Regions from separate parts of the Homo sapiens genome. Here region 2 is linked to region 1. Evidence: chromatin loops called from intact Hi-C (ENCODE). Cell type or tissue: GM12878. All regions are shown on one strand.

What was found. Hi-C counts contacts between places; a loop is a spot of excess contacts. Peaks named below come from ENCODE experiments on the same cell type or tissue, not always from the same donor. Only the 100,000 strongest peaks of a DNase experiment are listed, where the experiment ranks them.
Region 2: it touches region 1 in a loop (4-fold over the local background); 94 of 110 quality-filtered maps call a loop at or near these places.

The regions. Positions count from the first base shown.
Region 1 is chr6:116,006,808-116,014,807 of GRCh38, reverse strand. All of the region lies in intron 1 of FRK (fyn related Src family tyrosine kinase), which reads left to right. Among named protein-coding and RNA genes, the nearest start is that of FRK, 50 kb to the left of the region's middle. RefSeq lists an enhancer at 5,725-6,004. In GM12878, a CTCF peak has its summit at 3,825 (motif pointing left); DNase peaks (open chromatin) are centred at 3,117, 3,806 and 5,687; H3K4me3 peaks cover 277 bases; H3K27ac peaks cover 3,131 bases.
Region 2 is chr6:116,086,444-116,094,443 of GRCh38, reverse strand. It overlaps a transcript of FRK not described here. Among named protein-coding and RNA genes, the nearest start is that of NT5DC1, 10 kb to the left of the region's middle. RefSeq lists a silencer at 3,053-3,298 and enhancers at 3,908-4,117, 5,491-5,660, 6,718-6,767, 6,778-6,957. In GM12878, no CTCF peak of the experiment used is centred here; DNase peaks (open chromatin) are centred at 4,053 and 6,633; H3K4me3 peaks cover 764 bases; H3K27ac peaks cover 4,857 bases.

The DNA.
Region 1 (8,000 bases):
CCCTCCACATCTCCATCTCATATTTGTTTGTGAAACAATTTTTAAAGAACAAGTCACATTTTTTCCCTCATATTGCTGGTGAGCTCAGGGCTTAAAACTCCTTTTGTGTTAAATATTAAATGGAGTATCTTAAAACTCTCCTTTGTAGTTTTCAAATTTACCAAAGATCTACTTCTTCCATGGAGTTAGTTTCCACATGGAATTATCTGTAAACATCAAAGGCCCATATTTCTTGGGTTTTTTTTTTTTCCCTGACCACTGCTGTTCATTAAACCAATCTGCTCACAAATACCTTTTTGGTTTCTTCACTTGTGCACATACCCTTGTCTTTCATTTTTTTAGATTTCTGTATCTCTTTCAAATCCTTTCAAAGTATATTTTTTTAAAAGAACACTTCCATCCTCCTTATAGCCTATGGTTAATTTCCTACTACACACTGTTGATGATTAAATGATTTTTAAATTCCTGTTTCATCACTTTCTTTTTTGATTTGTTACTTAAAGTGGTCTTTTATCTCTCCCTTGATACTCTAAGATTTTCAAAGGAAAAGTTATATACCCTTCTTTTGCTTTATCTTTTCTCCATATTGTTAGTATAAAATTAATGTTTCTAATGTATTTCAGCACATAGAAAATGATATGATTAGTACCTTGTAGGTAATGAAGTTAAGATACCTTCAAGATGTTTACAATATTTTATTTGAGATAAGAGATTTAATGAAGCTCAGTGACATCATAGTGCATCACTGAGTGTTAAAATGATAAGCCCCAGGGCTGAAGCTTAGACATAAGCCTCTAGTTTTGCTGGTGTCTTTTCTGATGGTGTGTGTGTGTGCTATAGCAGTCATAAAATATTTTGAATATCACCTCTAGTATAGGAAAAGGGAAGAAAGATGCTCCCTCTTTTTTACTTTTTGCAAGAGAAACCTGGATCCAGGGAATACAGAGCAGGCTGCACTTGACATTATTGACCCTTCTTGAATGGTTTACACACAATGACTACTAGCTGACTAAACTCAAATTTGGTATTTGAGTTGGGACTTGAGTTTGGTCTTTGGTCTTTGGGACTGTCATTTCTGAAATTAGTGTCCTGTATAACCATATAGTGTCCCATGTAAGAAGTATAGTACTGCCCCAAAGCTTATTCGTATAGAGAATAGGAATGAACATTTGTGGTATTTTATAAAATAAGGCATTTTCCTAGGCATCATAAGATCAAGTGCATTTACTTTCTTTGGATGTGACAAAGATAGAAATTAATGATTAAAGCTTTCAACTCTAACCCATCCATATTCTTCTAGTTTCTGGGACAAACATTATCACAAATGTTGTACAAAATCAAAGCAGATGCATTAAAATTTACATTTTTATTTCAGGCTTGATGATTGGAAATGTCATTATATAGGCACACATTTTGTTTTTTATTTTAAAAGAGAAATCAATATTAGCTGTCTTTTCCTCTTCCCCAAATAGAGGATAGTTTTGAAACAAAAAAAGTGCCCTGAGATTGAATATTTATATGAACTTTGTTGTATTCTTTGTAAACTTCTTGTGAGGAATTGCATACTTTTGATTACCAGACTCAGGGAAGTGGATTCAGACTATAACAAGATTCTTTTATAAATAGTCACCTCCCCCAGTGAAGAAAGCACAAATGAGTTCACCTGACTTCCCCTCTAAAGAAATTCCTTCAAAATTTCTCATTTATGATGACTATAAAGGTGAATAACAGCAACAAAAAAGCTTTATCAAATGACCCAAGCAAAGGATTTCTATGTGACTGCAAGTCCTACCTCTGATACTTAATTTGACATTGTCACTTTATCACAAATTTTTTACATGTGTACAGCCCTGATATGCTTGTGTTTTAAAGGACAGAAAAATCAATTTCATTTTTGATCTTTACATTCACATGAAAGTGTTCTCTTTGGGGGAAAAGAGAGAGGTCAGATTGAAATCTGTGGTCTAAGGCCAATTAACATTAGAAACTGTGTTGCAACTGGTCCATAGCAGATAAGCCTTCTCCCATAAACACTTTATACTGCAAGCTATGTGGCAAGCTCAAATAAAAGATTACACAAAAACACAGGCATTATCTAAAGTTCAATGTTCAGTATAAACCAGAAGACTATATAAAATGCCCAAATTGAAGTACAATGTATTAATGTTTCATCAACAAGTATTTATTTAACAGCTCCACAGGGCATGTGGCCAGTGCTTCATGCCACAGATATGTGAAGTTATCAGACTCTGTCCTTATGCTGGGGAGGTCTGTAGCTTCAAGTGTAAACAAAGAATAATCTAAACAAGAATTTAAAATGCATCGCTAGCTTTTGTATGCTACATATCAAAACAGAGGAGTAGTCACTGAATACTGTAGGAATTCTGAGCAGTCAAGTTTTAGTATTGCCAGTATAAGTAGTGATAGCAGTGTGAATTTAGCTAGAACAGAGGGCTGATATAGGGAGGATAAAGTTGAAGAAGTGGCTTGTGTCCAGATGGTGGAAGGCCTGAATTTCCAGGTTAATAGAGGTTTTACTCCATAAGCAAAATACCCCTTATTTATGTGTATGTGGGGAGATGATAAATCTAGTGGTGGTGGTGTGAGCAAGGGGGAGAGTCTGAGATAAATGCATGTAAAGCTTGTAGCAACAGTGCCTGCCTCCTTTTATGTGATCAGTAAATATAAATTGTTAATGTTAAAGAGAACAGGCAGTAAAATATTTCCATAATCCAAGAGGCGATGTTGAATTAGACAAGGGTTATGGTGAGGGAAATGGAAAGGAAGGAATGAATAACAAAATAATTGCGAGCATTATTTTTTTTCTTTGTCCTTATCATTCCATGTGAGTGGGAAAGAGTAGCAGGGCTAACTTCCTGGGAACCAAGGGGATACTGAGCCGAAGAAGGTTTTGTGGAAAGGGAGGGAAATAATTACCTTGACAGGAAGAACTCTCACAGAGATTTTCTTCATAGTGTTGTGGAAACACAGGTAGATGCAGGTGAGTCATACCGAACCATAATAGTTCAAGGGGCATGAATCAAGCCTTTCATTTAGATACCATAAATGACTAAATGTGGTTATGAGTGTGCCCTGCAAATTGAAGGTGTTTTGCCAATGTGGGTGACAGCGATGCCTGCCAAGTCACATTCATGAGGACAATAGGTGTTTTACCCATTATAACATGTGTAACTGTGATGAAAACATGAAAGACACTGCTAACCCTGAGCTCCCACAGGGAAATCATCCTAGCTTACTTTCCCTATGACTGGTTAGGCCAAGTTGATCGACCCAGTTTCCTTTCTGCATTTTCTGGAAGGATGTTTTTTTTTTTTCCTGGAACTAGTCTTAAGAGTTTATTTTTTTAGGATCTGTCTATAGTACTTGAAGGCTGACTGCCTTGGTCTTAAGGAGACATTATAAAAAGAAGTCATATGTTAACTTTTGTAAATCCTAGCCATCAGTTGCTGGGCATGAGTTTTCTCTTTAAAAAGTGTAAGAGGCAATTATCTTCATCTGATAAGAATTATGAGTTACCTAGGAACCTAGTTTGTACACGTCAGTGAGGCACAATAAGATTCTATTAGATGAAATGACAAAACCTTAATTGAGGTAACACATCTATTTACATGTTGATTTCCCTAAATTTTGATTAATATTTAAGATATTTATCTTATGTAAATGTTGATATTCATTTATACTGCAATTTTTTTTTTTAAGGCTCACTGCCTTTTTCATAAAATAAAGCACGTCCAGTTAATCACAGGACAGCTCTCCTTTCCCTTTTTGGATTAGTAAAATGGCCTACTGCCACCTGGTGGCAGCATGTCCTAGTCCAGAACAGCAGGCAGGACAGAAGAGTCACTTGGGATGAAACTGTTAATACAAACAAAGAAATAAGGTCATGCTCACATATTCACTCGTGTCCCAGCATGACCTCAAATCCAACATGCCTAAAACAAAATTGATAATATCTGCCTTCAATTAATTATCTTAAAATCTCTACTATTTATTGAGCATGAATGTGTCGAGACATAAAGCACTTTACATGCAGCATTCTTCTTAATCTTGAAACAAGGCTATAAGGAAATTATTATTATTCTCACTTACAAATGAGGAGATTGAGGCATAGAGAGGTTAAATAACTTCCTAATGAGATGCTGTCACTCTTAACTGTTATTATACTCTGCCTTCTGACATGTTGCAGGACATATTGTCCTTTAGTCATTCAGATTTGAAATCCTGGTGTCACATCGTCTCTTCCATCTGTTTCGCTGCTCATTCATAATCACTTGTTTTATATTCCTTTGGGATTTTTTCCTGTATCTATCAATTCTAAGTGCCAAAGTTTCTAGTCCAGACCTTTACAACATGTAAATTTTTGTAGCATGTTCCTGATTGACCTCTTTTAATTTTTTATATTTAAATACATTTTAAAGTAATCTACAACTACATGTTATTATAAACATCCAAATTATAGAGAAGAATGCAGAGTAAAAAGTGAAACTCCTCTGTCATTACTTTCATATTCTCTCACTAATCTCCAGGAAAGTAAGCACATATAATTTTTAGTTTGTGAATTTTTTTTTTTTTCGAGACAGAATCTCACTCTGTTGCCCAGGCGATGGCATGATCTCGGCTCACTGCAACCTCCGCCTCCTTGGTTCAAGCGATTCTCCTGCCTCAGCCTCCCGAGTAGCTGGGACTACAGGTGCCCACCACGCCTGGCTATTTTTGTATTTTTAGTAGAGATGGGGTTTCACCGTGTTAGCCAGGATGGTCTTGATCTCCTGACCTTGTGATCCACCCACCTCGGCCTCCCAAAGTGCTGGGATTACAGGAGTGAGCCACCATGCCCGGCCAGTTTGTTGATTTTTTAAAATATAAATAAACCTATAACACTCCTAATATTTGTAATTTACCCTTTTTTATACAACAATGTCCTGCAGACACATTTTATACAACAATGTCCTGCAGACACAGAAAATAACACAATCTTTCTGTGTTAATGTTACAGAATTTACATACGGTAGACACTTGATAATTTACATAATTATAGACTTAAATTACATACTATTTTCATCTAAAACAGAAATTATATTTTTTGTTTGTTTTTATCAAATTGAAGCATTTGTTTCTTCCAGCATTTCTTTTCATATCATGAGTTTAATCTTCTTCTTGGTTATTGTTAATAAAGATATCTTTCATGGCATGGTATGTCAATAAAGATTATTTTTTAAAATATCAATAAACTGTGTGTGTGTGAGTAGTTGTGGTATTATTTTACTGGATACTTTTTTGCATGTAAGTGCCAAACTCAAACATTCTCAGCTGCCTTGTACAAATTTCTAATTGGTTTACTATTTTTATACATCAGTAGTTCTCAAATTTAATGTACATTAGATTCAGCTGGGGGACTTAATAAACCCCAGATTGTTGGGCCCACCCCCAGAGTTTATGATTTGGTAGGTATGAAGTGAAACCCAAGAATTTCCATTTCTAACAAGTATTAGCCTAAAGCTGTCTCCTTGCATATTTTAAGTTCAGCTTAAAGGTTTCTCCGTGCATAGTAAACTATAACCTTACTGGATGTATGAACAGACAGTAACCTACTCTTGTGCCAATCACTGAGTTTGGCCAATCAAAGGGGGCCAACTCTTCAAACCTTGTTCAAAATAAGGCAAACATCAAGCTGTAACCAGTCCGGCTGTTTCTGTCTCTCACTTCTGTTTTTTTTTGTTAGTCACTTTCCTTTTGCTGTCCATAAATCTTCCACCAAGTGGCTGCACTGGACTCTCTGAGCATACTCTGGCTTGGGAGGCTGCCTAATTTGTGAATCATTCTTTGCTCAATTAAACTCTGTTACATTTGATTTGTCTAAGGTTTTTCTTTTAACACAAGTTTTCATGTGATGCGATGCTCCTGATCTAGGGACCACACTTGGAGGATCACTGATCCGTATGACTCTCTTGTGATGCTTTATACTCCTAGGATATCTTGATCCCTTCTCAGCACTCTCTGTCTACTGCACGTAAGAACTGTAGCTTAAAGAGAGAGCTGAAAATGGCTGTGGTGGACATCCGGGCCTGGGGTGTGTGCCCTTCCAGAATGGGGCCAGCAGAGGCTCTAAAAGGCAGACTTGATCAGAATGACAGTCCTGCCAATGGTTCAAACCTCAAATTAAGAAACAGTTTTCACACATGCAAAGGGTAGAACAAGCTATTGTTTATCCATCAGTCTCCACAGCAGCACTTGCCCTAGAGACTGCAGTCCACAGCAATTGCATCACCTTTGAGTATGAAGGACGATGTTATAAATGCCACTACATGCAGAAAACATTTTTAAACTTATATTCTTCACTTCCTGATCAGAGCTCAGCTAAGTAAAATTCTAGGAATTAAGTGAATTGATGCATTCAGTCAAATATTATATTTATTTCATTGTTACTATGGATTCAATTCTAGTGTGATTTGCTTTGTAAAGTAATTGTACCAATCTATTATACAAAAGTCCAAAATTGTTGAAACAAAGGAGGATTAAAAAAATTTGCTATAGGGTTTTTCTACAAATGTAGTAAAATTGCTTTATCTTTAACCATTTGATTTATAAAAACTGCCTGCTTATATATATATTGGACAGAGGAAACACATCATTTATAGACTTGATTAGCCAAAATACAAATGTAACATATGTACATAAAACTTATGTAATGGAGTATTTAGTTTTGAGAATGATATATAGGAGACATAATAATAATTCTGGAGAACTTAATCTGCTAGATACATTGTAATTCTTGTAAAGGCTTACATATTTATATTTTGTTTAAACCTTTTATTTTTATTTTTGCACCATCATCCCTTCATTTTTTTCAAATAAAAACATACTTAGAAGTAAATTATATATTTTCTAAATACATGCATTAAAATTTATGTGCCCCAACTTTCAAATGCTGTATTGTTTCTGAACATATATGCATTACTGTCACCTCTAGAAAGTTATTGAAACCATTAAATTGCCTGGATGGTTGAAGATTAGAAACATTATAGTGTATTAATAGGACAATGCCATTCTGAGTGATCTTTGGAGTATGATACTTTATATACTAATTCAGCTTTACAACCTGAAGGTAGAAACCAATTATATGGGACAAAAACCGCTTTGGTATATTATTTCTTATCTAAGACACTGTTAAAATGCTCAAATTTTACTAGTTTAAAATAAGAAATGAGGACCAAAATACATGGTGTTCTTTATCCTAAATTCCCTTTGCCTGGTGCAAAAATAATGGTTCATATTTTATCTGAGTGTTCCCAACTCATCCTCTTCACATTACACTTCAAGGTACTGTGGCATGCGAAATAGAAGTTTGGCTCAATTTCAGACTCAACCATCACCTCTCCATGCGGTCTCAAGTTAATAAACTTCCCTGGGCCTGAGTTTCCTCATCTGTAAACTAAGAGCATGTGAGAGTGCTCATAAAACATTATTTGAAAAGACTGGAGAGCAAGCATGAGTGAGTAGTGTCCATTGAAGGGTTTGTCCCAATAACTCACTGGAGAGTGTTCATGCCTTTCAGTCTGTGAGCTAGCAAAGATGGAGAGCAATGAACTAATGAAAGAGATATTTAGATGAATATGTTGCTTAAACATTTTAGTGTTGATGCATAATCAATGCACTTTGAATCAGGAAAATGCATTGAGTTGATTAAGATATTTCATCCATATTGCTTCTTTGCTTGAAATATTTCTGTGAAAAAGTATTGCCAGTTCTGGAAATAGAGTTAAAAGAATGCTTGAGTACTTTATTAGCTTTCACTAAACATGCATGTATTCATAAAAATTAGGTACAGTTTTCTAACGTGTTTTCTTAAACTTTATACAAATGCTACTACAATGGTATATATCATTCTTTTCATTCTTTAACTTACTCTAATCCTTGAACAATTTATTTTTAAAAATTTAATTTATTTTATGAGAGATGGAATCTTTCTATGTCACCCA
Region 2 (8,000 bases), 80 kb before region 1:
CGTCCCAGGATTCCTTGGATGGTAATGGACCTTGAGGCAGCTGTCCGGGACAGGACACTGAGAAAGCCACGCCAGTGTCCAGGAGGAAGTCAATTTTCTGGCCCTTAATGGTTAAATGTACCCGGGGCTCAGTGAGGGTTATGACATGAGCTGGCGCTTGCCCCGGGCACCCTCAGTCCTGTTATTGGATCATCTTGTTGGGGGATTCTGGTCCAGAGAACCTTTGTCCCCTGGGGCAGTGCACCTTCCAGTGATTGCCTCGGCATAGTGGACATGAGCGAGGGGGCAGCTTGTTTCTTGTTGGACAGTATTTTTAAGGTATCCTTGAAAACCACACTTGTAACAAGCCCTACTGGGTGACTGGCCTGCTTCATTTTCTGTCCTTTCTGAAACACCAAGGTTTGTTTGTCTGAGGGCCATGACTAAGGCTGCGGCCTTTCTCTTATCTTGCTTTTCCTTTTCAGCCTGTTCCTTTTGGTCCCTATTATAGAACACTGAGGTTGCCAGGTTTAATAATGCCTCCAGATTTTGTTCAGGGCCCAGGGCTCACTTTAGCTTTCTCCTGATATCTGTGGCTGATTGGGTAATAAACTTATTTTTTAGGATCAATTGAACCTCAAGTGAGTCAGGTGACAGGGGAGTGTATTTTCTTAAGGCCTCCCATAGCCACTTGAGGAAGGCAGGATTTTCTTCCTTTCCCTGAGTTATGGTGGACATCATTGCATAATTCATTTTTCCTAATTCTCCTTAGTCCTTCTAGAACACAGGTCAACAAATGTTTGCAACTCCAGTCCCCATGATCTGAGTCAAGGTCCCAGTGGGGATCCATACTGGGGATGGCTTGCTGACCAGTAGGGAATTTGTCCCTTTCTTCAGCTGTCATTCTGTCATTTACTTGACTAAGATACCAGGTATCTCCAAACTCTCGGACTGCAGCTAAAGCATTCTTTTCATTAAAGGCCAGGGTTTGATCTAACAATAGCATGACATCTTTCCAAGTGAGATCAAAGGTTTGCCCTAGACCCTGTAGGACATCTATGTACCTATCAGGATCATCTGAAAACTTCCCCAGGTCTACCTTGATCTGCTTTAAATCAGAGAGGGAGAAGGGGACATGTACCTGGGTTGGGCCAAATTCCCCTCCCCCTACAGCTTGAAGGGGACATAACTGATAGCCCGGGGGTTTTTTTGGTCTCTTGGAGATTTCTTTGCTTATTTCCTTCTGGGCAGGGGAGATTGGAGGAGGCTTATCATTAATAGGAAGGGGAGCTATAGGGAGGCTAGGCTATGGGGGTAAGCTGAGAGGTCCTCCTGTGGGATGTAAATTGCAAGCTTTGCATAGTTGTGGATTCACCTTCAATGAAAAGAAAGCTTGGACATAAGGTATTTCACTCCGTTTGCCTTCCCTCTTACAGCAAAGGTCAAGCTGCAGGATAGTATTGTTATTTATACCTCCCTCAGGTGGCCATTTTTCCCTATCAGAGAGAGAATATTGGGACCAGGCAATAGTGCAGAAAAAAATGAGCTGCCTCTTTTTCAGGGTTTGTGGGTCAAATTGGTCCCAATGGCTTAGGATGCATTTCAAGGATGAGCCTGTTGATGACTGAGTGTTTCCCATGTGAAAGAAAAATCTGCCCATGATTTTGGTTTGTTTGTTTTCCTGCTGCTACCCAAGAACTCGCAACGGTCCCCAGACCCTGCTGATCGGAATAGTTGCACTCACCGACGCAGCAGCAGAAACCCTTCTTGCTCAAGAACCCACAACGGTCCCTGGACCCTGTTGATCAGAATAGTTGTGCTCACTGACGCAGCAGCAGAAACACTAGTTTTCCTCCTACACCACAGGGAGGACCGAGGAAGGTCGGATTTAGTGGCCCTTACTGATGCTTTCTTGAAAACCTGCACCTTTGCCTGTCCTCCTAGACCACAAAGAGGACCGAGAAAAATTGGATTTAGTGGCTCTTACCGATGCATTCTCAAAAACCTGTTAGAGTCCTAAGCATTCTCCTGTTAGTATTGGGACCTTACCACTGTCCTATAAAGATGTTATGCCCCAAAAATGAAGTGGAGGGCCATACCCTGAGGGAGGGAAGGGATCTCCAGGGTTGGAAGAGTGACGCCTTTTGTCCTACTTCTCATCATATGGATAGGAAGGATATCATTTCTGAGACTCCCCATATCCTAGCTTCAGGAATAGCTTTTGTTAGGCCTTCTAGTCTGAGGGGAGATCCTAAAATTCCAGATAGTCCCCACCCGACAGGGCTTTGGGCAAAAATTATGCCTCTGATTGGTAAGCCCAGGTGCCTAAAGAAGGTAACAGAGTCCTGAAGTTTATACTAGAAATCATTCTTATAGGAGAAACTAGAAAAGCACCAGAGACAGGGAGTGGTTTTTAGAAGTGGGACTAGCCTCGGAGAATGGAGGTAAGAGGAAGCTTGTCTGACTGGCATTAGGACCCAAGAGGCGAGGGTCAGGCTAGATAGGATAGATGGGCAAGTTTCGCTTGGGTGACATGACTTTGAAAGTTCCACACATGGCTACAGGGTCAACCAACTTTTTGTCTGGACCCCAGAGCTGAATGGCTTTCCTCTCCGTCGACCCTCGGCTCAGCCCAGAAGTACAGGAAAAGTGGAAGCTGGTTCCAGGCAAACCAATGCTCCCAACTCCAAAGAGCCGGGGGTTGTCAGAGAGCCCTTTCCCAGAAACCCTGACACCCCTGTCTTCAGTCTGACGGCCACACTAGTCTCTTTTAACTGGCCAACAGTTGCCTGGTGTTTAGCCCCCGAATTCTAAGGAAAAATAGGACAGAATAGCAAGCGAAAGGGGTCCGATGGTACTCACTGCTTGGTGATAGGCAATAGTCCCTTCATGGTTGCCAAAATGTGTCTGGAGTTGGTTCCTTCCGGTGGGTTCTTGGTCTCACTGACTTCAAGAATGAAGCCTCGGACCTTCGCGGTGAGTGTTAGAGCTCTTAAAGGTGGCGCAGACCCAAAGAGCGAGCAGAAGCAAGATTTATTGTGAAGAGCGAAAGAACAAAGCTTCCACAGCATGGAAGGGGACCCAAGCAGGCTGCCGCTGCTGGCTGGGGTGGCCAGCTTTTATTCCCTTATTTGTCCCCACCCATGTCCTGCTGATTGGTCCATTTTACAGAGTGCTGATAGTGCATTTACAATCCTTTAGCTAGACACAGAGCTCTGATTGCTGTGTTTTTACAGAGTGCTGATTGGTGCATTTACAATCCTTTAGCTAGACACAGAGTGCTGATTGGTACATTTACAATCCTTTAGCTAGACACAAAAAATCTCCAAGTCCCCACATGACCCAGGAAGTCCAACTGGCTTCACCTCTCACTTTTGTAGGAAACTTCTTACAAAGATTGTGTCTAGATTTTAAAAAATGTTTAGAATATGAAATGAATTCCTCTTGGATAGATATTAAGTGGCAGGATTACAATTTTAAAAAAATCTCAAATGGTAGAGCAATGAAATGAAATTTAATTAAATGTTAAGTTTTGCTTTAAGGTTCAAATAATCAACTTTAATGATATATGATAGGGAATGTTGATTTGCCAGCAGCTGAGATGGAAATACAATATGGATAAACTCAAGGTAAGCTCAGCTAGTTCCAGGTTAAACTTAATGTCTCTTTGACTGTCACTTTATAATACCTCTCTTTGACTTTGGCTGTTCTTTTGGGGGTGTGGGGCTTCTAAATTGCAGAAGGGCTAACATACTATTGAGAGGTCTGGGGAGAGAATTTTGATCCTTGGTTAATGGCATCCATATGCATGGCTTTTCCTGGACTAGACCATCCCTGGTGATTTTAGGTTGCCTCTAGACACATTGTCTGTAACCACCACTGCTGTATAAACTTTAAAACACTTCAGTTACAGTGTTGTCTAAAACATGTTTAGTTTTGACTCAAACCATGCGGCCATTTCAGGCCTGCCTCTCCACACTCAGCCAACCTCTGTATTTATCTTGCAATCACAGGAAACCTTTGGTTTTGGAACCACAGAAAAAGAAGATGTATGTACTATGATGGGGGAAGGTGAGGTCACCACCTCAGACCCTGTCTCTAGATGTGACCCACTGTTCCTATTCTAATCACTGTCCCGTATCATCACATTACACCCTGCAAAGCTGTTTTCTCTCAGAATTCTAAATGCAAATCAGGACCTAGTTTTCTCTGCTTTGGGACCCCCAAACTCATGTTGGGGGTGCTGTTGTTTCCTGTGCAAGGGATTTAACCTTGCAGTGGAACAGAGTGTAGGACCCATGACACGACTCATTATCATGCTCTTCATCCTGTTTATCTGAGACTAACATTCACAGATAAAATACAAAATGCCCAATTAAATTTGAATGCCCCAAATTTTGTGGAACTTCTTAATGCTAAAAAATTATTTGTTTATCTGAAATTCAAATTTATCTGAAATTCAAATTTAAATTGATATTCTATATTTTTATTTGCTAAATCTGGCATTGTGAGACAGGGACTCAATATCCTTTTGCAACAAACTTTTTGGAAACATTTTTGTAATTAGTATTTTTTTTTTCCTTCAGAAGTAAAGTCAAATGTGCCTTGGGGTTTGTTATAGGCGGAAATGTGTCCGTCCAAAAGTCATATTTTAAAGCTCTAACCCTCAGTATTTCAGAATGTGATGATACTTGGTGATAGGGCCTTTGAAGAGGTGATTAAGTTAACATGAGGCTTTAAGGTGGGCCCAGATCCAATCTGTCTGTTGTCCTTATAAGAAGAGAAAATTAGACACATAAAGATACAGCAGAGATGCACAAACAAAGAGTGTGTGAGGACACAGTGAGAAAGAAAAGTCATGTGAAGCCACAGTGAGAAGGCAGCCGTCTACAAGACAAAACAGGCCTCAGAAGAAACCAAGCCTGCTGACACCTTGATCTTGGACTTCCAGCCTCCAGAACTGTAAGAAATACATGTCCGTTATTCAAGCCACCCAATCTGTGGCATATTGTTATGGCAGCCCTAGCAAACTAATACAGCATTCAAGACTATTTATTTACTATTAGAGTCTAGAGTTCATTTTGGGAAACAAAACTAAGAATTGTCTCTCTTTTCTGCTCTAGAAGATCTTCCTTTTAGGGCTGGGCTGAGAAAACTATTGCTGCTTTCTGAGTGGGGGGAAATTTGAAGCAAAGATATCTCAGTCAATATCTTAATGTTATGCAGCATGAGCAAAATCTATAAACAAAGATATAATGGAAGCATTTAAGCCAAGCCTTTTTATCTAGGGATTGGTGTCTCTGAGGGATTATGGGAAATTTGTGAGATAGTTTTGGAGTGTGGTCAGCATTTTGATGGTAATAGCAGTATAAATAATATGTAAGAAGACTGAAATGGTTCTTACACTCATGTCTGTCCTTTCCTCTTTTGCCTCATGTATTGATTCCAATTTTTCAAATATCTAGGTGAGTTAAATTTTTGATTATTTAAGGGTATGCCAAATATGAACATATTTCAGGAATCCCTTATAAACTGTGATCCAGTCAATGTGGGGCTCCCCATGGCTCAGTCTTAAGTGCATAACTTCTTTGTCTTCAGACCTCTTGGGCACCTTTCAGTCAGTTAACTCAGAAAGTGTTTACTTTCATGACTTAACTGACTGAAAGCATCCAAGGAGAGCTAATCATATTAAAAAACCAATCAATCATTCATTCATAAATTATTATTGAATTTGTCAGACATTGTCCCTGGCTTTGCTTGCTCTGAGCACCAGAATCACATCTGCAATATTAGCTAGACTTGAGAAATTGAACTACGACCATACATAAGAAGAAACCTTGAACCAGGGATGTTAGCAAGGTGCTAAATATTTTAGCTGAAAATGACATAGTACATATCACATACTCTGTAGTGTACAATTATATGTGTGTACATATGCAACAAAATATAAATGTTATTTGGTGAGATTATGACATTTGTTTTCAACTTCCTTGCCCTTAAGAAATCAGAGGAAATGTTTTTGGGGTAAGAGAATGCTCTTAGGTCAGGCTTTCTCTTCTTCCAGGGTTAGCTTGTTTTATAGTTCTTGTCCTATACCATTGTGCACTGAGGTATTGAGTTCTCATGTCTGTTTTTTTTATTACTATTTGCAGAAAATTTATAATTTCTCAAAAGTTACTTTACTGCATCTTTCTCATGGATGGGTTGCCCTAAAAGCAGAGCCTGTGACAAGGACTTGGCTGCAGGTGGTATGTTAGGAGATGATCCCAGGAATAAACAGTAAATTAATGGAGAGAGAGTAAGCCAGTAACAATACCAAAAAGCAACATCAAGATCACTGTTGTAGGCAACGGTGGTTCAATTCTGCTGGCATGTCCCATGAAACACAGAGGATACTTCCTGGAATTGTCCACTGGAAGGAGGAGAGGCTGAGTGTTTACCCGCTGGCTCCTGTTGTCATGATTGAGGGTTATCCACTCACCAACTTTCAGGCCGTGCTTGTACTTGGGCTCCTATGGCCTCAGAGAAGGCCCTTGGGCACAAAGGAGAAAGACCTTGCAGAGCTCTGTTGAGGTGGGTCATTGCTAGTGTGCTGTAAGTCTGTACTTACATGAAAATGAGCATGTATGAGCTGTGGTTGAAATCAAAAGTGGGCTAAGGGGATGTGAAACAGAGTACCAGTGCCATCTGCTACAGTGGCCATTCTTGTAAAAGCTCATTCACTTCAGTATAGTCCACAAAATTTATTCCAATCTATAAGAATTAGGCTGGGAATGGTGTCTCCATCTGTTGGCCAGTCTGTCTCTAACCCCCTGTTCCTTCTGTATCTTCTCTTTCTGTTCCATCTGTGGGCTACTCTGTATTCTCTGCCCCAAGGCAAAGTAATACAACTCAGTGGAAATTACCATAAATAGTTTAGTGCTTTCCAAACGTGTTCGTGTCATGACTCACATAGAAAATGGTGAAGTTTATTTAGCATGCTGGAACACACAGAAAAAGCTGGTCCAGTTAGGTGGGGCAGCTTAGGCTTTGGGGTTACTCTAGGGTGCAGAGGGCAGGGCTGATCAATATTGTAGCATAAATATAACCTGGTATGTGTTGGGTACATTGGTTGAAATATTTTATTGAATAAACTTCTATTTTTTTCTTTTTAAATGCTAGTAAACTCTTGGCTTCTTACTTCTCAGTTCAGTTTAGCAAATGTTTATTGAGAATATACTGCGTGCCAGGCACTATGGTAGCTACCATAAAAATATAGACAAAGTAAGTACCTTGCCTAGAGGGCCCTGCGGTTTAGAGAAAGAGATGGCACATAACCTGATAACTACAATAAAACAATGTGTATAAAATAAAGAGGAGACGTTATTTTGGCAATGCTTCTTTCATTCATGCTGCGCGCTCTGCTCAAAATATTTTTTCTCCCTTGATTTCCTGACTTCCATTCCCATGCAGGATATCTCCCACATTACCTTTAGAAACGACATCAAGTATTTTGTCTAGCTGCAGGAACCTGAAGTTATCTTTACATCTTTTTGTGGTATTATAACCTGTTTTCATGTCAGTCTTCTCCTCCAGCTCTAAGTTATTTCAGATGGGGACTTCGTCTTGTTCACTTTTGTGTCTCAGTGCCTAGCACACAACCTGGCACATAATATCCATTGAATGAATGAATGAATTCCCATTTATTCATTTTCATCTTTTCAGTTGTGAAGTTATCAATGGCTGCAAAGAAGCTTTTATTCAGAGGCCATAGGCACCCATATTTCACTGAAACTCTGAATCCCATGTCCTTAGTAATCAATTAATCACAGATTTAGAATAAAGATTTCAGTTGCTTGGAGCCAATTTCAGGAAATGTTCTGACAACCATTAATTTTTCGTTCTGTCAAATACTAGTATCAGTGCATGAGCTACTACTTTTAATTTGACCTTTGGTAGACCATTTCCCACACCAAGAACTGATGGGCAGACTATATAAATAATTACAGCATAAAGACAGCCTAAGCTAACATTTTAGGAAA